Linked DNA regions of Mus musculus: regions 2 and 3 are each linked to region 1. The links are chromatin loops, found by intact Hi-C in ENCODE. Cell type or tissue: left cerebral cortex. All regions are shown on one strand.

The links. Peaks named below come from ENCODE experiments on the same cell type or tissue, not always from the same donor. Only the 100,000 strongest peaks of a DNase experiment are listed, where the experiment ranks them.
Region 2: it touches region 1 in a loop (2.9-fold over the local background); 10 of 42 quality-filtered maps call a loop at or near these places.
Region 3: it touches region 1 in a loop (2.5-fold over the local background); 3 of 42 quality-filtered maps call a loop at or near these places.

Annotation. Positions count from the first base shown.
Region 1 is chr12:69,888,442-69,896,441 of GRCm38, forward strand. It overlaps Map4k5 (mitogen-activated protein kinase kinase kinase kinase 5), which reads right to left and starts at 4,722. Exons shown (of 32, transcript NM_201519.2): 1 at 4,212-4,722. The coding sequence starts at 4,319. It overlaps Atl1 (atlastin GTPase 1), which reads left to right and starts at 4,664. Exons shown (of 15, transcript NM_178628.5): 1 at 4,664-4,903. In left cerebral cortex, CTCF peaks have their summits at 4,714 and 5,721 (motif pointing left); DNase peaks (open chromatin) are centred at 95, 2,176, 4,164, 4,663 and 1 more place; H3K4me3 peaks cover 3,633 bases; H3K27ac peaks cover 2,783 bases.
Region 2 is chr12:69,831,062-69,839,061 of GRCm38, forward strand. Map4k5 (mitogen-activated protein kinase kinase kinase kinase 5) reads right to left here. Exons shown (of 32, transcript NM_201519.2): 13 at 6,934-7,012; 14 at 491-549. It overlaps 4930512B01Rik (RIKEN cDNA 4930512B01 gene), which reads left to right. Exons shown (of 8, transcript NR_033573.1): 6 at 4,878-4,972. Among named protein-coding and RNA genes, the nearest start is that of 4931403G20Rik, 8.6 kb to the right of the region's middle. In left cerebral cortex, a CTCF peak has its summit at 3,402; DNase peaks (open chromatin) are centred at 176, 629, 3,394, 4,360 and 1 more place; H3K27ac peaks cover 187 bases.
Region 3 is chr12:69,808,157-69,816,156 of GRCm38, forward strand. It overlaps Map4k5 (mitogen-activated protein kinase kinase kinase kinase 5), which reads right to left. Exons shown (of 32, transcript NM_201519.2): 27 at 7,599-7,776; 28 at 4,980-5,048; 29 at 3,118-3,210; 30 at 1,056-1,126. The region is part of intron 2 of 4930512B01Rik (RIKEN cDNA 4930512B01 gene); the gene reads left to right. Among named protein-coding and RNA genes, the nearest start is that of Cdkl1, 21 kb to the left of the region's middle. In left cerebral cortex, no CTCF peak of the experiment used is centred here; DNase peaks (open chromatin) are centred at 4,579, 6,323 and 6,601; H3K27ac peaks cover 1,059 bases.

The sequences.
Region 1 (8,000 bases):
CCCCAGCACAGAGGCAGCACTCACTGTCACTATGTACTAAGCTGCTTCTTTACCATTCGATCTTAGCAAATGTTTCAAAATGCCTGAAGCCATTCCAGAATTCTGACTGTTGGCTTGGGGAGAAAAGGGGGCCTTGAATAAAAGAGGAATTCATTACTGCAGATCTGACTCATCCAGCTTCCAGAAGAACTCATAGAAATGGTAAGGCTTATATATATGACAAAGCTTTCTATGCAAATTATGTCATTTATAATGGCAAAAGAATCTTTAAAATTGGAAATAACTAATGTGAAACTTAGAGATTCATTCAATGGCTCCTTTTAAAAACAGTAATTTTAAAGAAACTGTTGGTCACTGTAGCATGTGCTACATGCAGCACTGGCTGGCGTCTGAAACAATGTAAGTCATTTCAGAAACAGATTCCTTTAAAAACATCTAGGAAAAGGCCTGAAAAAAACTATATTAGTAGCAGTATTTATTACATCTGGGCAATTTACTACCACTAATATCATTAAGCAAATATTTCTTAGGCATTGGTCTGCTTGCTGTAATATAGTTGAAGGTTGTTGTCCTAGAACTAAACATGTCACTCATGGATAATCAAAGAGCTGAAAAGAGTCTAAAAGAAGTACATGGGTCCCCTACTCTAGATTTATATCTTATGAAAAGTGAAGCGATCTTAGAGCTTCTGTGGCCACCAGCCTGGAAGCAGTTTTGGTACAAAATGGCAGAGGCAGGTGCTCACCCTGCGGCTTGTGAACCTTCATACTGACTGGAAGCAACTCTGTGGACAGGCGGTGGGGGGGGGGGGGCATTACCCAGCTCTCCCCCTCCTTTTAGCAAGTGTCACAATCAGGATCCGCCTAGCTGGGGCTTAATTCTTCCTCCATCCACCACACTCTTTTCTTTTATGTCTGTCTCCCCTCCATCTCCCCTCCACCACCTCCTGCTCTGCTCTCAATTATAGGGTGCATCTTTACATTCCTCTCCTTATTTAAGATGGAGTCTGCACCTCTTGGGAAACAAGGAGATCCCTAGGGGACCTATGTGTTTACAGAGTGTAAAAATTACAAAGAATCTCAAGGCGAGGGTCTTTTTAAAGTTACTACTTCATAATATAGCTCAGGCATAAAAACAAACTGGGATGGGTAAGAGATAAAGAGATGACATTATTTCTCACTAATTAGTTTACTAGTTTGCATCACAGATGGAAAACACTTCTAAAATGCCCCAGGATTTACAGTTTCTTAAAAATACAGTTTCTTAAAAATACAATCAATCTGCTTTAAAAGAAAAAAAATCCAAAGTCTCATGTTCTAGACATATTAAGGAGTAAGTATAAATTCACAAAATTCCACAGGACTTAGATCACTGATAATAAATATGCTATAAAACAGCTTTTCAGAAATGTTTTCCCAGAGAACTCAAGTTATTGAAATTTGTAATAAAAAGAGACATGTGGCTATTGTTAAAGCAAAACAAAACAGTGCAGGAATACACAAGGAATTAAATACAAGCACTGTTGTGATGTCAAAATTAAGTGCTCAGACAACTAGGTGACAGGACCACCTAGAGCCCTTTGTCACTCTGTCAACCTCTTAGGAATACTCCATGTCCTGCCTAATTCTAGGTTAAGATGCAGCAAAACCGGGTGGGATGGCGGAAAGCCCGTCTCTGTGGAGTATTGATAGTTTTGGTTGAAACAGACACCTAAAAAAGCAAGTAATAAACACTGAGCTAGACACAGCAAGCAGCAAGTACAAAGACGGTCAGGTTCGTCTAAAGGGAAGGAGGAAGCAAGACGCTCACTGTCTGGGAGAAGATACTGAACAGAGGAAGTAGCAAGAACAAAGACTCCAAAGGAGGAGATGCTTATTGTTGTTTAAGGAAAGCCTGCAGGCCAGTGTGGTAAGAGCAAAAGGGAGAGGGAGAGTGGTGGGTGAGATTAGGGGTCAGGGTGAGGGGCTGGGGCTTACTAGAACCAAGAACTGTTTTCCTAGACAGCAATGGTGGCAACAGGTGGAGGATGGGGGAGGGAGGTGATCCTCAGGAATTAGAACACACCAAACAGAAGGGCACACGAGTGTCTAAAGGCTGCGTGGGACTCAGAGGCTGGCCTAGCCCTCAAGTACACGTGATAACGTGAGCTTGATTGAGAAAGGTGGGAGGCCCAGGTGGGGTGGGAAGCTTTCAGCCTCTGATGTCTGTTGAGCTGTGGAAGTGAGCAGCAGGACCAGGAAGCAGCTGGGTAAGAAGAAGCAGGCAAGCAGGCAGGCAGGCAGGCAGGCAGGCAGGCAGACAGCTGTCCTTTTAATGTAAACATTGCTTTCCTAAGGAAGGATGCAGTCCTTCCAGAGAGCTGCTCTGAAAAGAAAACCGTGGAGGTCTTAGCAAGATCCTTGTGTGGGGGAAATACTCCCTTTAAATTTTCTGTACCAGGGGAAAAAGGGGGTAGGGTGGGGCAAAAGCTAGAATTTAGAGTATTGTATAATTACTATGAACGGAACTGAACTGGTCTAACTTTCAGTGAATCATAAGACAAAGATGATTTAAAATGGGACCAAGAAAGCAAACAGGAGTTTCTGTTTTTTAAAGAGCAAGCATTTCCTAAAATGGGTAATGAGCAAATAGAGACGTTTGTGCTAGCTACCATTAACTTTCCATAAGGAAGGGGATTCCATTCTAACTGTGCACTTTGCATCAAAGGTAACCGAGGCCAGAGTCAGGACCTTGCTCACTGCTGCTGCACTGCTCGGTTGCTAGAACAGTGTCTGCTTGGGCCCAAATGCCTCGTTTTCAGGGGTAAAAAGCCTACCCAGAGTTCTTACCTCAGAATCCATCACCCCAAGGTACTACTCTCAGCAAAAAATTACTCAAAAACAAGCAGAGAAAAGAGATGTTTTCCTTGCATTATACCTGTGCAAGTCAACATACCTCAGTGGGGTCAAGCAATTACTCATGAAACACAGCCATCAGGGCTCTATGCAGATTGCTGTTTGGAACATACTGATACATACATAGGTCAAAATATCAAGCTGTTGCAAAAGGAAAATAAGCTTTTATTTGGGGGGGGGGGTGTTAGAGACAGGGTTTCTCTGTGCAGCTCTGGCTGTCCTGGCACTCACTCTGTAGACCAGGCTGGCCTTGAACTCAGAAATCCACCAGCCTCTGCCTCCTGAGTGCTGGGATTAAAGGCGTGCACCACCAACACCCAGGTCAAAAATAAGCTTTTTCTTAATCCCCATAAGGAACTGCACTAACTCTGCCCCTTTGGGACAAAGAACAAAAGCCATGAGGGAATATTGGACAGTGTTTTCCTCTGAACCCTTCAAAAACTTAGCAGACTTAAGAAATCGGTTTGCTTTGCTATGGCATGTTTTTTGTTGTTGTGTAACGGCAGATTACAAATTTATTATTATTTGTCTTAATATAAGAGACCAGTAAAAAGGGTAGCAGTAATTATCCACTCATGATTATGGAATGCTATAAATCCCATAGAGAGGAATTAGTTTAGTAGGAAAACCCCATAAGTTATATTCATTATTATCAACCAGATACAAAATGCCTAAACTTCTGCCAGGTGACAAAGGTCTTCCTCTAAATATGTTTAAATTTCATTACACTTTGTTTATTTCCTGGGAGTGTGTGAGTGTGTATGTGTGGGGGATCCGTGCTTCCACCAAGAGAATCCGGGGACCGTTCTGGGGTCCTAAGTAAGGTTTGGCTCTAAGGGCCTTTAACACCCTGAGCCACCTCACCGGTCCCCAAAGACATCTTCCTACAGGCTGTCATGTTTACACACAAATCCTTTTACTCCAGAACCAGATTACTTACAGTTGACAATTTAGAGTCCGGTTCCACAGAGATTTTTTTCAAGGCAAGTTCACCCAAACCAGTACAGGACGCAAAGGTCTAGATTTACAATACTCTTTCCTATCTACCGCCTTCCGCGAAGCATTTTCCCCCCACATCAACACCAAACCATCCTCCGGAATAACTTCAATACCATAAATACGCCTTAAAACCACAAAAAAAGCTCAGCCGTGGTCTGGAAGGTGCGGTTAAGTCTGCCGGTCGCTAGCCTTAGAACCGATGGGGAACCCAGGGTGCTCGGAACGGTGCGGCGGGCTCCGGGCCGCTTCCTGGCCGGACGCTGTGGTCCGGCGCATCCCGGGGGTGCCCCACGTTCGCAGGCCGGGCCGGGGCCTCACCTTGTACACGTCCCCGTAGGTGCCGCTGCCGACCCTCTGCACCAGCTCGTAGTCGTGCTGCGGGTTCCGTCTCAGGATGTCGGCGGCAGGCCTCAGCGGGGCCTCCATCTTCGCTGCGCCCAGTCCGGGGCTCTGCCCGCCGCAGCCGTCTCCCGCTAACGAGGGCGCGCGGCGCTTCCCAACATGGAGCCTCGGCTCGCAGCTGCGCCTGCACCGGCGAGAGCGAGCGCGGGGGGCGTCACGGGGCGCAACCCCGGCAGCCTCCGGGCCTCGTCGGTCCCGCCAGGCCCCGCGCCGGCCGTACCCGAGAGGCCGTCCGTTCTTGGCCGAGCGCCGGCGTCGGAGACCCGCGTCTTCTCCGAGACGGCCGTGCGCACAGTCGCCGCCGCACCACGTTCCCCACCCGCGGCTGCGTCACCGGGAGACACGTTCGCGGCCGGCGCGGATCGAGCCTGGCCCGCCCGAGAACGCAGGCCGCGGGCCCAGACTGCCGCCCTGAGGCCCGCCGAGTGCACAACACCCTGGACGCCGCCGCGCCCCGCCTCCCAGCTGCTTGCGGGGCGCCGGAGGCGTTCGTGCGGCGTCTGACCCGCCCAGCCTCGGCCAGGATTCGCCCAGTGGCCGGCGGACTAGAGGAGGAGGGTCTGTCCGCAGGCCTCCGGAGCGCTGCCTTCTGCTTCCTTTCGGTACAGGTAAACTGAGGCCGCCCGGGCAGGAGGTGGGGGAGTGCCGGGTTAACTAAATGCCGGCACACCCGACTGCACCGTCCTGTTCCACACACTGTTCCCGGTGGTACCAGTTCCGAGGCTGGACCGCACACCTGCAGAACCTGTCTTCCACCAGGGTTTCCCAGAGCCATTTTTGAAAACCCCAATTCCTTTCGAAGTTTCTGTGGTCTCTGGGCATCACCGCAATATTGCAAGTGTTAATGGGAGGAGTTTTAGAGATGCTAAAGCAAAGCTAGGGACCTTTGTCTGATTCTGCTTCCAAAGTAGGTGATCTGGGACAAGGCATACGTGGCAACATCCCAGTGTCCTTATCTGTAGCTGGAAGAGGATAGGTTTTGCATTTGACACCCGAGAAATGTTTGTAAACCATTTTTACAGCATTGTAAAGAGGAGTGTAAAATGTAAGAGGCTTTAAAATGTAAGAGGCCTAACTAACAATGCCCAAAATATTGGGCAGGAGTTATGAGAAGTGATTTGGTTAATGTTTCAATCTCTTTTGTAATTTGAGTTCCAGTCTTGTTCTTAAGGTAGAAATGAAGTTGCCAATTTTATGTATACTGGTAAAGTTACTTCTAGAGTCTTACAGAGATTTTCAGTTGGAAAACCAGATAAGGACTGGAAAGATGGCCCAATTGTTAGCAGCACCGGCTGCAGCTCAGAGGTTGATTCCCAGCACCTGCGTGGCGGCCCACTCCTCATTAACTCCAACTTGGGATCCAGAGTGGGCTGGGAGGGAGGGCCAACGCCCTCTTCTGGCCTGTGTAGGCACCACATATGCATATGGTGCACAGCTGTACATGCAGGCAAAACACAAAATTAAATAAAAATGTAAGAAAATTGAAAAAACTAGAAAAAAAAACGACAACAGAACAAATTTCAGATGACACGTGACTCCAGACACACTCTAATTCTGTTTTGAGAAATAACTTCTTATAGCTAATAAATGAAGAAATTAAATTAACACCTTAACGGAACAGAGACTGTATGCATTTTCTCGTGATCCACACACAAAGAGCACTTATTTAGGGAACATAAGTAAGCCCAGACTTACATGCCCCAGGGACAAAGCCTGTGTGTGTGCTGCACTGAAAAAAAAAATGGTTGAAGAACAGTTCCTTCTTTGAAATCTTCTTGGCACTTGTTTTGGTGGGCACATATTTTTGGCTTCGATGACTCAAAATCTCTTCAAGTGTTCTATTGGTATCTTAGTACTTGTTTACTGTCATGGATTTATGGTGGTCATGTAGTCAAACCCACCCTTACCCACTGTGTGACTAGGCCGTTGTGGGATATTCATGGGTTGAAGGCCTTCCACCACACTGGCCGCAGGATAGTCAACCTGGAGGGCCAGTGTTGTGTGAGGGGAGAGCAGTCTTCCAAGTTTAGAGTCAAAATGGGGATGTTGATCCTTTGTCTAGTGTGAGATGTATTTGCTCTTATTTATACCTGCATTATCCCGTAGAGAGTTTGAGGCAGCTCACACAAAATACTTATTTTTACACAAGATAAAAATAAATGAGAGGAAACTGCATCAGATTTGAAAGGGGGGAAGCAGGAAACCAGAACAATGCAACCAAAAGAGAGAGAGAGAGAGAGAGAGAGAGAGAGAGCAAGAGAGAGAGAGCACAAAGAAGACTTGAGGGTGGGTTTTCTTTGTATGCTTTTGAGAGGAAGATGAACAAATTGATCAAGAGAGGCGTATCTTTTCCTGATGCTAAGACCTCAGAGACATTTCCCTTGTGAGCCTTCACAGAGTGGAAACCTGAGTAGCCAGCTTGAGACAGAGATAAATATCCTCTGACAAGCCTCCAAGTGTATTGTTGTAGGAACATACTGTTTAAAATGAATTAGGTAATAAAAAGTTGGAGGTCACAAGTGAAGATAATTTATGTTGCCAGTAATGGCAGATCCATATGCTCTGACCATCAGCCAAAGAATGGATAGCCTGGAGAGACAGGCGTCTGTGCTGCTGGGAATCAGTGTCTGCTACAGTCATCATTTTCCTAGTACCACAGATGAAGCAAACAGGAAGACATTTGCTTTACACTAACTTCAAAGGAATTTTTAGATTTTTTTTTTCAGAACTAGCTGAGTTAATTTTAACAAGGTCAGTGATGTAAAGAAGTTCAAATTCAATTTACTTATAAGCTGTGAGTAGGCTTAATTTGAATCTTAAACAATTAAGCATGTAGTTTCCAAGTTGAAAGTTACATACTAGTAAGTCAGTGTAGCTAATGTTGAAAGAGCACTTACAATTGCTCAGTTTTATAGTGACAAGCTATGGAATAAGAAGAAACATGACTTAATAGGTATTTCATTCAAAACACACACACACACACACACAATAATACACAATAAGTAAATGTTTTTCAGCTTTTAAAAATATAATTTTGGCCGGGCAGTGGTGGCGCACACCTTTAATCCCAGCACTCAGGAGGCAGAGGCAGGTGGATTTCTGAGTTCGAGGCCAGCCTGGTCTACAGAGTGAGTTCCAGGACAGCCAGTGCTATATAGAGAAACCCTGTCTCAAACCCCCCAAATATATATATAAATAATTTTGATGCAATTTATTTATTTCTTGGGGGCCAGTGCTAATGCTATGGTGTATGTGTGTGCATGCCTGTGCGTATGTATGTGCATGTGTGTATGAGTGTGTCTTAGAGGACAACTGTGGGAGTCAACTCTGACTTTCCAGTATGTAGATCAAGCTCAGGCCATTAGGTGGAGGCAGCAGCTTATATAGGCTGTGTGGTCTCACTGGCCATATTTTCCAGCTTTTTGCTATTTTCCATATAACAAACTATTGTGGTTTACTAAAGGTTTGTTATGCTTTTCCCTCTCTTTTAATCTTCTTCACTAAAGTACTAGCTGTGATTCGTGATCTCTACAGTCAAGACTAAATGACAACAAAAATCAAGGCCATAGAATTTTTTTATGTTTTATGTAGTCTAGGTTCAAAATTTATTATCCAAGCAAAACTATCTAGTTGAAATCTTAAAATTAGGCTGCTAAATATGGAGGCACATGCATTTAATTCCTGTACTTGGGAAGCAGAGGCCAG
Region 2 (8,000 bases), 57 kb before region 1:
ATATGCCTGCCACCGCAGCACTAGGCAGCTGAAGGAGGAGGACTGCAGCAATCGGTGGGCAGCCTGGGCTACATCACGAGTCCCCTCCCAAACCACAGACAATGCCAATGAAGCTATAGTAACAGACAGACGCTAGAACCCACAACAAGTGTTCCACTAACAGCCATGTGCCCAACCCCACAGATGAACAGTAAAGCAATGCAAAAATATGCTTACTGAAAACTCAAGAGAACCAGCAAGTAAAAGAGTTACGGGCTGAGTCCCAGTCGGAGTTCAGTAATCCATGTGCGTCCTTCAAAAAACTGGGAGTACCCAGGTGAGTGGGTCAAACGACACAGCCCGTAGTACCATCAAAGTGCCTAGTCATCATTTCTCACACTGCAGAGTGTGAGCTAGATTAGTGAAGTTAATATGTATACGACTTTACTTCTTGACATATATCTCATTCTAAGTTATCTTAAACATGAAAACGGTTTAAAGTCACAATTACCATTTCATCCCGGGCTTCTGTTTCTTTTCTCAGAGGAGGTTCAAATTGTAATTTGTCAACTGCAAAATATAGAACAGATATATAAGTGTACAAAAATACATATTCATAAAAGTTGTCATCTTATGCAGTTAACTTAGGGGATGAGATGAGAACGGCTGCCACTGAGGAGGCAGAGAAGAAAAACTCTCTTATTCCTCCCACACAACACCTTTCTACTCACCCAGATAAAGGAACAATCAGAGATTTCCCCTATCTTCTAGGCTTAATTCTTGGCTGAAAGTAGGAAATTTAAAAAGTACCTTTGTACTTTTTATTGGAAGTAGGTGACCAAAAAGAAAAAAGAAAAAAAAAGCTTCAAAGATCACAGATGCTGTTTGGAGATTAGGGAACAGCGCTGTGGTGGAGAAAACCTAGCAACGTTCTGCGCAGATCATCTAAGGAGAACCAAGGAGTGGTCAGAATGGCGCTCCTCATCTATGGCCGCATTCTTCCTACATGTTATTTGATCATGTTAGACTACTTTCAGATTTATCCCACAGATTCAAAGAGCAATTTCTTTTAGGTGAAATAGTCTAGAATAGAGAAAAGTTTTCATTGCCTACCTAAAGCTATTATAATTTAAAAAAATTTTTTATTAGATATTTTCTTCATTTACATTTCAAATGCTATCCCGAAAGTCCCCTATACCCTCCACCTGCCCTGCTCCCCTACCCACCCACTCCCACTTCTTGGCCCTGGCATTCTCCTGTACTGGGGCGTATAAAGTTTGCAAGACCAAGGGGCCTCTCTTCCCAATGATGGCCGACTAGGCCATCTTCTGCTACATATGCAGCTAGACACACGAGCTCTAGGGGTACGCTATTATAATTTTGAAGAAATTTAAGAAATTGATGTGATTAAAAGGCCAAAGTTGCTTTTTCAACATTTACACATATATACATATAATATATAAATACAATCTTAGCTCACTGCTGAAAGGCTTTCAAATAAGAGCTAGTTGTATTTATCTTCAATACAAACCACTAACATAATTAGTTTTATGGAGCCAAATAGTAAATCATAAGCTTCCCTCCCCGCCCCCCTTCTTCATTTTATTTTTTTAATGGCTGCCACATAACCCAGGCTGGCCTGATATTCACTATGTACAGCTTCGGCTGGCTTCCAACTCTGGGTCTTCCTTCCGCCTTAGACTCTTTAGTGTTCGGTGGGATAACAAGTGTGTACAACCATGTCTAGCTTAAAATTTTTGGCCCAAGAGAGGAAGATATTTCATAAAATGTCATCTACTTAAAACAATAATCTAAAATAAAAGCCACTATTCATTAATAACAGTTAACATAACCTAGAAATATTTTAGAAAAAGAGATATTTGTTTTATGTGTATCAGTGTTTTGCCTCCAGGTATATATGGTGCTCACAAGAGTGTCTGGTGACCTTAGGGATCCACTGGAATTGGAGTTCTAGGCAGCTGTGTACAGCTAGAAGATAGCGCTGGAAGCAAGGGACAGCCTGCAGCATTAGGGCAGACATCTGAGATTCTGCCCAGAAGAACCTCGTATAAACAGTCAGAGAAACAGGATGGGGCCTTAAACGAGTCAGCTGGCCGCCAGGTAACTCATTCTTCAAAGGAAGAGGCCAAGACTCAGATGCTTAGTATGCTGTTAGGTTGCCCAAGATGCAAACAAACAAACAAACACAAATTAAAAGTTCTGGATGGAGTTGAAGGTAGAAAACAGGAATTAAAGACAGCTGAAGAAAGGAAGAAACAGACAAAGGCCATACAGGTGATCAACAGACAGGAACTTTAAAGACGTATCATAAGAGGACTTAAGAGAGAGACAATGCGTGAGCAGACAATCTCAGCACAGAAACTGAAATTATATGTCTAAGTATGTGTTTATATGTACACATGTAATCTGCGCATGACTAAAATTTACGTATGAAAACTACTGTACCTGACATAAAGCTCACTGAACGGCTTAAAAGCAGAGTGGACACAGGAACAAGTTCCTGTCATGTGTGGATGTGAAGGCATGACGAAAGGACAAAGCTGCAGTCATCTATGAAATCAGTGTGTTCACACTTAACACAAGACTAACACTTGTGCAGAGCAGAGACCATCAGACATTTCAAAGGAACAGCAGCCAAACTTGATGAAAACCATGGATCCATCCGTACACCTAAGGAGCTTAGTGACCTCCAGGCAGACAAGAGAACCCGAGTCCCATCATGTAAAATTGGATATGCTAAATGCAGCTTAGCTATGTGCCTGTGATAGATGCAGAAACTTGAGCCAGGGGCAGCATTTCCTGATGGAAGTTTAATAGGCTTCACTGTCATTCAGGCAAAGGAAATAAAAGAAAACACTTTAGTCTGTGGACATGTAACGAGCTTGTAAAGTCTACTCAACTTGTCTTCAAAACCAAACCAAACCAAACCAAACCAAACCAAACCAAACCAAACCAAACCAAACCAAACCAAACCAAAAAAAGGGCAAGCGTTTCACCAAGTCATCCTGGCTGGCCCTGAATCCTTGTCATCCTTTTGCCTCAAACTTGTGAATTCTGAGGTTGTGTGTCACACTACTAATATGACTATCTCTTGGTCAGAGAGAGGGGGCGGGGACCTTTCCTGGTATTTGACATCTGGGAGGACAAACACAAATCCAAATGCAAAGGCCGGAAGGAACATGATTTCTCCCAAGGATATTCTGCATGTGTCTCATTTCATGTAATGAGTGCTCTCTCTGAGCTCCACGGCCCTCTGAGAAACCGCTCTTTAAGTCAGACGGTCAGGAGCCTCCTGGGTAAAGTCTTGCTCATTACAGTGAATCACTGTATCATGTCTGGAAGATCTAAGTCACTGACTCAAATGCAATGCAGACACCCAGCTTCAAATGAAGGCACTCCCAAGCACAGCGCCTAGCTGCAGGAGGCGTCAGTCTACTTCCACGGCAGACCCAGAGCTCCGCTGCCACACACGCTGCTTCCCTCTGAGTCACTCAGTCCTATTCTACTCCTCCTCCTCTACTGCTTCATTAGCTGTGATGCCGCGTGCGTTTTACGGTACGTTTTATACCACTACAAGGAATAAATGAATAGAAACTTGTTGGACTATTTCTTTATCCCTGGTCAGTTTAGCACAGGATGGTTAAGGTTTCAATGTGAAATGTCATGAAAATCCATGTGCTAAGGCTGGTTGCCAGCTGATGGGCTCACAGGGCCGTGTTCTCAGAATGGATTAATTCAAGGTTGAGTTATAAATGGAAAGGATTCTGGGAGATGACAGAGATAAGAGGTGGGGCCTAACTGACAGTGGTGGGTCTTTGGGGACTGTGCATTGTCTCAGGCCAGCTCATCTTACTTTCTCTGATTTCTCATCCCATGTGATTAACAGCTTTCTTCCATGATGAACCTCAGTTAGACTGTCCTGCCTCAGTACAGGCCCAGAAACATTAGCGTCAAGAGCCAAAACAAATCTTTCTTCCTTTGTTTGCCTCAGACTCTGCTATATCAACAACCAGGCTCAAAAGTCATTCATGTCTACTAAAAATATATAGAAGGAATACACAGAGTGATCATAATACAATACAAAGTCACTAGAAGATGGGTGTGTTGTAGTATACTCAGAAAGCTTTCACTTGTCTGTATTCCTACACAATGGTGTGGACGCCTCTCACAGATATGGCTGAAGTAAGGGGTCCACTGTGTTAAGCTATTTGTCTAAAATTCAAGAGCAGCTCAAAAGGAACCTATGTGACAGGGATCAGAATATTGATTAATCTGGATTCAGGGTGGGGGTAGACAATGGAAGGGTACTGAGTGACAGAGCATGATGAAGTCTGAGACTGTGACGAGGTTCTGCAGTGAGCCATGGGCAGTCCACATGGGCGAGACTGCAGCAAGGTTCTGCACAGTGAGCTGTGGGCAGTCCACATGCGTGGATGTATATTTAAATTTTACCATGTGTAACATTTAAGATTTGATCATTTACTATATGTAAGTTACCAGCTCAACTTAAAAAACTGAAGCAAAAGCCAGAATAGAACTGAAATCTATTGAGCAAGCAAGAACAGAGCCATAAAACATTCCAGTGTCTCTAAAATTGTAAGTGTTTAAACGTGAAGACAGAAGAAAATCATCAGTAGCGATTCCTACTTCTAAGGCATACTCTATGAAAATATAAGCACCCTGCGCACTCATGGAAAACCTAAATCTTTTGGCTATCTCCAAAAAACAGAACAACTCCCCCCAAAGGAGGCTCTGTAGTTAAGATTGAGCATCATAAAGTTGCCAACTCTATCAATATATAATTCAGTCACACATCAGTGAAAATATATTTTAAAATCAGATAACAAGACTCTAACATTTATTTATATAACCATCAGATACAGCTAAAAGAAGAACAACAATGTGTGCACCTGGACAGTGGATGACGAGAAGCAGGAGGAGAAGAGACAGCCCCGACAAGACTTTAGCAGAGGTAACACTCACAAGTGTGCTGCACTTACCATAAGCAGGGGGATTTAGTACTACAATAAAGATGGTATCTTCAATCCATGAACAAAGAGATCACAAGTTTTAACAAATGGCATTGAGCCAAAAAGGGCTGAAGCAGTTGACCCCACTGAAGCTGGTCCACGTTTTACTCCCAGCTTCATGTCAACAGGGTAAGTATCTAGAAAGCGGATTGCAAACTACAACACACCACACAACATGCTTTTTGCAGTTTTGAAATCAAGAATATACCGTAAGGGGCTGACGAAATGGCTCAGTGATTAAGATCATTTGCTACTCTTGCGTAGGACATAGATTTGGCTCCTGGCACCCATACGGTGGCTCACAACCATCCCTAACTCCAGATTCAGGGGATCCAATACTCTCTTCTGATCTCTTAGGCACCAGTTACACTCATGCTGTACCTACAATGCAAGCACAGCACTCATTCACACAATAAAATATGAGTAAATTAAAACAAAGAATATCACACGAAGTACAAAGGCTATAAATACAAGACAAACCAGGCAACATTAATAGCACATTATATAGCTACACAAGATAAATACAGTTATGTCAAAGAAGGACATCTTTGGTATCCGGAACCACAAAACTTTGCATAAGAAGCAGCAAGGCTCTGGCAAGATGGCTCAGCAGGCACATAACAAACTGATAATTTTGGCAAGAAGACAGCAAGCTGGGCAACAGCAACAACGAAGACATTGAGTCTAGAGGTATTACTGGCTTATTTACGTCACATCCTCTTTAGCAACGGGTAAGAGAAGGCATTCTTTTAAAGAGCCAGGAACACTTGGTTTAAAGAAAATGGATGAACTTAAGCTGGGGGTGGGGTGGGGAGGTGGTAAACTCTACAGACTCAGAACTCCAGGGACCAAGGAAGAGAAGTCACTGAGTTGAACCTGGCCTGGGTAACGCAGCCACCTTCCAAAAAATAAAAATAAAACAAAATGCACACAGCGATTGATTTAATACTTATCTGTAAGATTTCTAATTGGTTCGAATACTTAATGAACCATCTTATCTCATTATGGATAAAAATATATTTGTATTGTTAGGCATGCATTTCATTTTATAAGGAAAGAAATCTTGAAACAAATACATGTCTAAGTCAGGAAATCATATACAAGCATTTTTTTTTTAAAGGCAGGGTTTCTCTGTGTAGCTCTGGCTGTCTGGGAACTCACTCTGTAGATCAGGCTGGCCTCGAACTCATAGTAGAGATCTGCCTGTCCCAGCCTCCTAAGTGTTGGAATCAAAGGTATGTGATACCATCACCAAGGCCTTTAGAACTTCTAATTTATTTTAAATGCAGCTGAGGAGACAAAGGCAGTTGATTGTAAAATTTTTGAATGTTTATAACTCATTAAATTAAAAGGAAATAAAAATTCTACTTTAAATATTTGTAAAGAGTCATCTTCACATTGATCTAAAATATTTAAAACCCACCTAAACACCAATAGAAGACCATCTTTACAGTATGAAACATACATAGCTCAAACTGCAACACAGGTTTATAACTGTGTGGAGTTATAAAGCCAGTACCAGAAAACAGAAAATGTCTCTCTATAATGTAAAAGTATATTGTTAGCCACATGAAATATTAATGGGAAAGCAGGAAGTCAGAAAGTATTAACAGTGGGATGGCTATGGGATATGTGACACTGGGCCATGTAAATTCTCTATTTCTTATTTCTTGTAAACTACCAGCAACGGGCACAATTATCTTCATAATTAAAAATAAAAACAATTTAAAAACAATAACCAACATAATTCCAGGAAAACTAGAAAAGCAACCTATATTTTTAATATATTCTGAAACAAAGTATATAGCCTCAACTAGTCTAAGATTTTATCATTCTCCAAAACATAAGAATACCCAGATCAACCTCCAATACCACCAATAAAAAATGTACAGCAGGCACGTACAGTTTATTTCTGAAGCTGTCCGCTCCGCTCTGGAATTCCTGTTTGTTGATCTAATGGTATGACGAATGATTGCGTGGGGCTGTGAATATAAGCATAACATACACTCTTAAAAATTTCAACAACAAATAAGAGGTTTAAACTTTCTTTTAAAATTGCTTACTGACAACTATTGCTTATTGACAACTATAAATATCTACTAAAACATTTCTAAGAAAAACAGCAGCAACACAATGAACAGTAGATGCTGTACACGTGTATTCAGTTATCCCACTGAATATCCCAGTTTATATTCCCAAAGCTGTGGAAAACTTTGAAGGGATTCAAAGTCAGACAAACCTTGCCTCCAGAGTTCAGTCCAGGAAGACAAAGGATACAAACATGTTCAGAGTTAGACACCCGTCAGTAATTAAGAAAAGAATCACTACTAAAGCCTGCACAGGGAGCCGTCCCTGTGTACCCGCTTGAAGAGCACAGAGACTCTGCTTGCACTCTACTTGGGGCCTGAGATACAGCAGGCGTCGGCTGTGCAGTATTTGGAGATGCACCAGACACAGAACGTGATCACATGATGCACGACAGGGGCACTTGCAGGAAGTGCGGTTGGTAATTACTTGACAGCACTGAAATTAGGTAGGATGAGGAAGCTGTGTGACAGACGGTAAGTCAGATCCCAAAGGCCTTGAAATTCAGACGACAACTCAGTTTTCACTTGTTGAACAGAAGGAAGGGTTTGGAGACTTTACTGAAGGGCGTGCCAGCACCAGGGACAGCTTTAAGGGGAAATTTTGCAGGTGTATAAGGGTGCAGTATTAGGGGAAATGCTGGCTAAAGACAGATTAAGAGTATTTTAAGCCATGGGTAGAGTACCTGGGGCTCTTCTAGAGGACCCGGCTGATTTTGCAGCACCCACAAGGCAGCTAGCTCATAACCATCTGTGACTGCTCTTACAAAGGACCTAATGCCCCTTCTGGTCTCCATAGGCACCAGGCACACATGTGATACACAGACATACATGTAGGCAGCAACAACAACAACCACCAAAAGCTGATATGCACTTAAAGAATGAA
Region 3 (8,000 bases), 80 kb before region 1:
TTAGTTTATGGCAGAGGTTAAACTTCAACTAGGTGTACGTCAAAGGATGAGAATATCACAGAAAGGCAGACGTGCAGAGAGTAGTTAAAGTGAGATGCGTTACAAGCAGGCAGCTACATGGCTGGGCATGTTGGTTAGCAGAAAGCCCCTTCCTTGCATGCCTGAGACCCTGGGTTTGAGTTTTCCAAAGATAGAAATGACACAGCGCAGAGCGTGAGAACAGCTAGCACGCTCAGTGTGCTGGCTGTGCTCATGGACTCTAGGGAAAGCCTGTCTTGAACACAAAACAACAACAGAATAATTAGCACTGTGGCAGTGAGCAGGACTACAGATCTCACTAAATACAGGGACCTGGTGACATTTAGTGACCCAGGTCAGTAAATAAACCAACTCACCAATGACTGCTGGTTTATAACATCTTTTTCTTAGAAGTATAAATATTTATTAAAATATAAATAAGGGTATAGATAAACTAAATTCAAAAGCAAGAAGGTCCCACTTTCAGGCAGTCCCGTGGATTTATGAGCCTTTGGTGTAGAAGAATCTGACATCGGGAAATGCTTCCCTGAGGGCTGTCCCTCAGGGAGGGAGCCAAACTCTCCTCTGCATAAAAGCACCCTGATCATCTTGGCTTAAAGTGATGCTTGAAGACCTTCCAACCTAGGCTCTGCCATTTCATTAGGCACGTGCCTACTTCACTGAATCATTTTGAGCCTTAAATATGCTAATATTTGCAAACTGCCTGGAACATAATAGGTCTTATATATTATTTATAACAATAGTAGCTATGAAAAATAGTCACTAAATTTTGAAAAATGAAGCGAAAGGAATGAGGTTGTGCAAACATTTAGGAGTTCCTCATGGCTACTGGGGATTCAAAACCAAAGTACCAAAGTGAACATATAGGAAGAGAGAACACTGATGCGCATCCTGCCAAGCTACGGCATCCAAGGCACTAAGCAAAGCCATGTGACTCAGAGAGGACAGGAGAACAATGAACATTTCGCCATTAAAATCTAGCGTAGGAGTCAGGGAGGTAAATGGTGCAAACTTACCTCATCTGATTTGAAGCTTTTACCCTGCATCCCGTGTTTCCAGAAAGCCAACACGCTGTCTTGAAGGCACACTGAGAAAGATGAGGGGACATGTAATGGAAGCACAACAGAGTTCCCCAGACTGTCTTGGTTTTTGCCTTTTTTTTTTTTTAAAGAAAAGATTTACTTTTATTCCTTTTAATTGTGTGTGTGTGTGTGTGTGTGTGTGTGATGTGCGTGTGTGCAGGTGTCTGCGGAGACCAGAGCCAAGGGATCCCCTGGAACTGGAGGTACAGGCCAGAAAGGGTCGCTGGGAAACTCCAGCTGCAGGCCTTGCTCTGCAGCCCTGAGCCATCTTTCTGGCACCTCCCTAACTTTTTAACAAATGATAATGTAAGGCTTTTCAAGTGCTTGGGGCAAAATTCCACTGTCTAGACCATTACTGCTCAACATTTTTGTGACTAAGGAGTGTCTAAACTCAAGTAATTGACTGAGACAGTTACAAAGCTTCAAAGATGCATGTTGCAGGCATTTCTCCAACACGGGCTGACTTGATAAACTGAGTATTGGCTGTTGACTTCTCTTTCATATGCTGTAGCTTCTGTTTTAAGTGATTAAAACAGTAAAAACATGCAGTGGGGTTTTGGATTTAAAAGAAGTTATTCAAGTAGCTACAAGCAGGTAACTTTTATGTTCATATTTTCACATTACAAAATTAATTTAAAAAAATAAACCCACTTCATAATCCAAAACTTAATCACGTTGAATATTGTGACCTCAGGCAGTTGCTAAGTAAGTATCTTATTATTTACTGACTATTCTTGCAACTAGAATTAAAAACCACAACCATAAACAAACATAACGGTGGAAAAGAGTCAAGATTACTCTTCCCTTGTGCTAGGGAGCAAATGGAGGGGGCTTTGTACTCGCCCGACAAGCACGCAATCCATGCTGCTCATTGGGATAATAAGACCATGGTTAGCGCATGAGTGTCTGGGACACAACACAACTCAGCCTAATAGAGACAGAAGCATTTGACGATGACAGATCGCATGCTTCCCTAGATGTGACAAAGCTTAAAATGTGTCACCATTTTAAGCTTTACTGAAATGGGGTGGCGGCCATCTAGGAGGAGACTTCTGTCCAACAGTAAAAATTCTCCAGACAGTGGGGCACACGTGACATCAGTACATCTCAGCTAAGAGGCTGAGGATCTACGCCACACTCCTTAAGGATATTATGTCTTAGAGCCTGACATGCCGTATGCAGTGTTTAACAGGGACGGAAGACACAAGCTTCCGAAGTCCCTTCTTTCTGACTCTTCAGATAGCTTAGGGTTTCTGCCCCAGCGAGTTAGGTACTTTTCTATCATCTGTTACACAAGGACACAACATATTTACCCACTGTGCACAAGAAAATTCTAGTTTAATATGAGAAGCTCAGGTTAGAATAAAAAACAAAACCAGAACCCCCCCAAACAAACAAACAAATAAATACATTAATTAATTTTTAAAAATCCAGAATGTTTTTTAACTAGTCAGAAACATTTTAAAAAGCTATATACAGGTAATTATATAATATACATATATATTTCTTTTAAGTACAATAAATATTTGGCTCTATCATATTTTTTCCTCACAATTTCTATTCTCCTGGGGAAAAATGCTGACATATCAGCAAAAAAGATGGAAGTAGAAATTCCATTGTTGTTTGAGATTGGTCCTACTAGTAGTCTGGCTTGGGGCTTGCTCTATAGACCAGGCTGGCCTGAAACCTTGAACTCACAGGGAACCAATTACCTCTGCTAACCAAGTGCTGGGGTTTAAAAGCTTGTACCACCACACCTAATCCTATATAATGCTTTAAAAAAATATTGAGCATGTTTAAAAACCAATACCCAGGGACAGGACCATGATTAGTGTGAATTACATGTATAAAACTAATAAAATAAAAAAAATGAAATTAGTTGAAAACTTAGAAAGCACGGGCCACATGCACGACCTAGCTGGTGCAGTGACGCGTCCCAGGGAGAGCATCATCAAAGCCACCAGTTATCCACGGCCGGCCGCAGGAGAGGACTTACCCACAGACTCAATGCGGAAGTCAAAACTGAGCTCAGATGCCAGCTTCTTACTGGACTTCAGCTTTCCTTGTAGATTTACAATTTTTACAAATTCTTAAAGGAAATTAAAAAAAAAAGTCAAGACTAGAAATGAAAATTTCTTAAAATAAATATAATGGGTTTTATAGGGGTATCAAATAAAATTCTTTTTTTTTAAAGATTTTATTTATTATTTTATGTAAATACACTGTAGCTGCCTTCAGACACTCCAGAAGAGGGAGTCAGATCTCGTTACGGATGGTTGTGAGCCACCATGTAGTTGCTGGGATTTGAACTCTGGACCTGCGGAAGAGCAGTCGGGTGCTCTTACCCACTGAGCCATCTCACCAGCCCCTCAAATAATATTCTTAATAAAGTTTAAAGATTTATCTTGGTTTGGGTATGCCCAGTAACAAATCATCACTAATATGTTTTAAAGGACACACTTACAGTGCCTTTTTTTCCCCAATAAGTGGGACTTTGCTATTTTTAAAATTACAGAGCATATACTGAATATCTTCATGTTTTAAAAAGTGGCTACTTTGATGTTTGAATATTTAGCCACAAGTTCTGATTTCTCCCTCACAAATCTCACTGTATTTATCAAGTAACACTTGCAGCAATTCCTGACTGGCCATAGGAGCCCAGTGAGTCGGGGCCCATGGGCCTGTGCACCCCAGGGCAGTGAGGTCTGGGGTGGGGACAAGCACACACAGCCTCCTTCCCTCTGCTCCCCCTGTTTTCTCATTCCCTCACATTAGCTCAAGGAGACTTAAAAAAAAATCCCAACAACTTCAATTTTCAGTGTGCATTCCCACAGTCTGAGATTCCAAGCCTGTCTCCACTGCTGTCTACCAAAGCCAACTTATAAATCACAGAGCTGGGAACATATTTTTTCAAAAGTATGTCTTTAAAAACAGAAAACGGTTTCTTCAGGAAGCAGGGAGTCTTGTTACCCAATGTGTTCTTAAGACTGTTACAATATAAGACAAGGAGATGAAAGCAGAGGCTGAGGCCTTCCTTTGATGATTCACAGACCTGCAGAGCTTAGCAGGAAGGCCTTAGCTCTCTGGGAGTCTTGTCATGCTTATGTTACACTAATAAGACACTTTGTATCTATTAGGATTAAAAAAGGATGTAGTTTCCTTATAGATAACTTTATAACACTTCTACCTGACAGGTGTTTAGAGTCAAGTCCCTTACCAAGGGACGGCAAGGGGTGAGGCCCTGCAGCCTTTGGGTTACTCAGTTGTGTTATTAGATGATCTTATACATACAGGTGGTTTGGCCACTAAAAGCAAGCTGTACAGCCATGTTCCAAATATAATCCCAAGTCTGGGTACAGTCCATCCTATAACACTTACTGCACAAAGAGAAGATGGGTTTTGAGAACTGGAGTGCCTCCTCTGCAAAAATCAAAGTAACACGTCTGCTAAGCTGTTGTTTTCTGCCTTCCCTGCTCACACTGCAATCTGCTCCCATTAGTAACATGTCTCCTGCATAACAGATCAGGAGCCTGAGTGCTTCAAGCCTGAGAAGCCTCCAGAAGTTCATGTTAAGTGACTCTGTGACCTTCTACTCTCATAATTACAGAGAGAGGGGAAAGTTTATACAGAGATTCCCTAAGAGGGGGACAGTGCTAATGTCTCCACATGAGTCAAATGTAAAACAAAGGACAGCACCTAGGGACAGCAGCTCAGCCTCTTGCTGCAGTGAATTTTAGCTGCTTAATCAATACAACCAGGTCACTTAAAGAGAAAGGGCCTGAATAACAGTTTAATTTCACTAAAAGGGGTTGCTTTATCAAGTAGTACATTCAAAATAAACTTCAAAATAATACTTACTGTCTAAACACACCAAAACAGTATCTCTCTCCAACTGTGTCACATGAATGGAATCCAGCTGTTGGCTGCCTAAGTGGGGAAAGGTTACCGTTAACAACAGACTCAGTGAAGCAGGCTTAGAAACCAACAAAGTCTGAATCTTCCTGAGATTTACTTGAAATATGGTGAAAGCTGCATCGTGTCATGCTATCGCAGAAAGCAAAACAAAACAACAACAAAGAAGAAGTATGTACCTCAGTTTAGAAGAACAAACATCAGCTCAGCTCGGAAATGGATACCTGAGCTAAAATCAATACTGCCCTAATTACTACTTTTGCTTTAGAAAGGTGGGCTATCGTGATGATGTGATAAGGGCAGGTATGTGGAAGGAAAGGACGATACACGCACACAGTGCTTAGATTTTGTTCTGCACTCACAAGAGATGGAATCTGTCAAGTCCAAAGGAAACTTCACTTTCCCAAACCCCAAAGGCAGTCCAAATATCCAGAAATGAGCTTAACCTGTATACACATAGGAGGATTTCTGGCAGTTAGATAGAAGCCAGCATTTCTCAGGAACTTGTGAAACTAGTTCTCACCTGCCAAAAGGAGCCATTTCCTTTCCCTCTGGCAAAGGGGACATATGGCTACCTGTGGGGACATATGGCTACCTGTGGTGCGTGTGAGCATATTAAACCAGTGCTGACCTCCAGGCTCCTTCAGTACCCAAGTTCCTGTTACACATTTCAGAGCCCATGCTGGCATCCCAGCTCTGCTCCCCTCCCACCTCCCCAACACGCCCTCCAGCTCCTGGGCTTCCCTCCCTGCAGCTAGCTATTCATTCTCTTTATAACCCTGCTATTCTTGATGTGATTCTCACTAGGCGGTCAGTCTCTATTTTCTATCCTCTGCTAATCTCCTATCTCTTGCAGATAGCCCTGGCCCTGTCTAGTCTGCTGCCACATTCAGCCTATTTCTTTCTCTCTCTGCTCTGGACTCTCCCAGATTTCCTCTCTCACATCTGCAATAAAAAGTTTCCCCTTAACCATACCATGGGGGTAGTCATGTCACCCATTTCTACAGCAGGCACATGGTCCCTTACAGACACATCACTGAGCAGCACAGTAGGCAGCCTTGTCAAGACAACCAATGAAGCATCTTTCAGGCAACACACCAGATGTAATTTTTCTCAGCTAATCTATGTTCATTCACTCACTCAACAAATACCAAGAAGTGACCATGCTGAGGGCTGCCCTGGGAGTCAGGGATCATGAGGAATGAGTCAGAATCTGCAGAGGAAGGACTCCTACAACAGAGCTCCTTTCAAGGCCACAGCTTTGCCAGCTAAAGGCTCTTGGCTCAACAACAGACACAGCTGGGGTTGGATCAACGATCACTTGTGCAAACAAAGCCTAATGAGGACCAAAGCTGGACTGAAAGGGGCCTCGTCCGTGTGCTCAGGCGAGCGCATGATAACCTCAGAGGCCTGGCTTGCTCAGGAAGTACTTACTGGACTGTTTGTATTTCAGCTGGGACAACGTTAAAGGTGGATATAATGTGGCACTTGAGGCACTGGACCACATCAAAATCTCAAAAACCAACTCAAATTCTGAGATTCAAAAGAGGACTCAATCCACCTCTAGCATGGAGAAGTGTAAGCTCCCACACACCAGCCTGAAGGAGGAGGGTGGGAATCACTGTGGGTAACTATGCAACAATCGCCATGCTGGACTACGGTGTAAATATCACTTGGGTTTGTGTTGTTCTTATTTTCAATTCTTTTGGAGACAGGCTTTGACTATGAAGCGCTGCCTGCTCTTGCCTCCAGAATGTTCAAGTTAAAGGCATGCACCACCATCAGGCCTGGCCTAATCACAGTTTTAATAAACAGATCCATAGCCACTTATTGTGGTCCTTGCCTAACCAAGAATCATTTGTATTTCGGCTGCTTACTCTGGTGACAGGAACTTTACCCCTTCTGTTAGCTTCATAGGAGGCACACACCCAACTGCAGATGCCATTAAGACCACAGAGAAGGGCGAGGAACAGGTGCAAGGGGCTTTCTTCTTTTCCCTTACTGGGAATTACAGCTTGGTCCACAAAGCAGGTATTCAAAGTTCAGGGCTTACAAGCTGGTTAAATTCTCAGTAAATTTGTGAGTTACACAATATCAGGCTTGTTGTCTAAAACTGACTATGGTGGCAGCGGGTCACCCATAAACAAACAAACAAACAAACAAACAAAAGGCCCTTGGGCAAACAGAGATCATATACTATATGTAGATAATTTCTTATTATTTAGAAATGTAGGTAATTTTTTACTTAGAAAATTATGATAACATTATTTTTATTTTTTAAATAATTTATTTGTATTTTATATTCCTTGGTGTTTTGCCTGCATGTGTGCCTGTATGAGGGTGTGCGAGCCCCTGCAACAGGTGCTACCGACACTTACGGGCTGCCATGTGGGTGCTGGGCATTGAACCTATGTCCTCTGGAAGAGCAGTCAGTGCTCTTAACCAATGAGCCATGTCTCCAGCCCCTATGCTTACAGTTTTATTAGAAGCCCACAATGGTTGACCTTAAGTCTCTGCCTCTGATACAGGTAAAAGCAGGAACATAACCAAGTGAAAAACACTCACCTGCACCAATTTCTGTAAACCAGGAAGATGCAGAATTCAAGTTGATTGTCTCAAACTGAACTACTTGGCTGGAGTCCGAGCCTTTGCTGATAGCCACACAAACCATGGGGTACTCCTGCTCTGGGATCACCAGCATTTCAAAAACATTCAGTGGACTTGGTAAAGGAAAATCGAAATGCTGCAACAGACAAACAGGAAGAATAAGCAATCCCTCGTTCACAGCAGGTTGTATGAGGTCAGCTAGAAGGTTGCTCCTCACCCTGCCTTGTCTATAAAAGCTCGTTTCTCTGTGATGAGGAGCAAGACTGTTGTTCCGAGAAACTTAAGAGGACTGGCCACATGGCTATGATGATTCCAGAGGCTTATTAAGTAACGGGAAGTTACAGAGAAGATATTACTAAG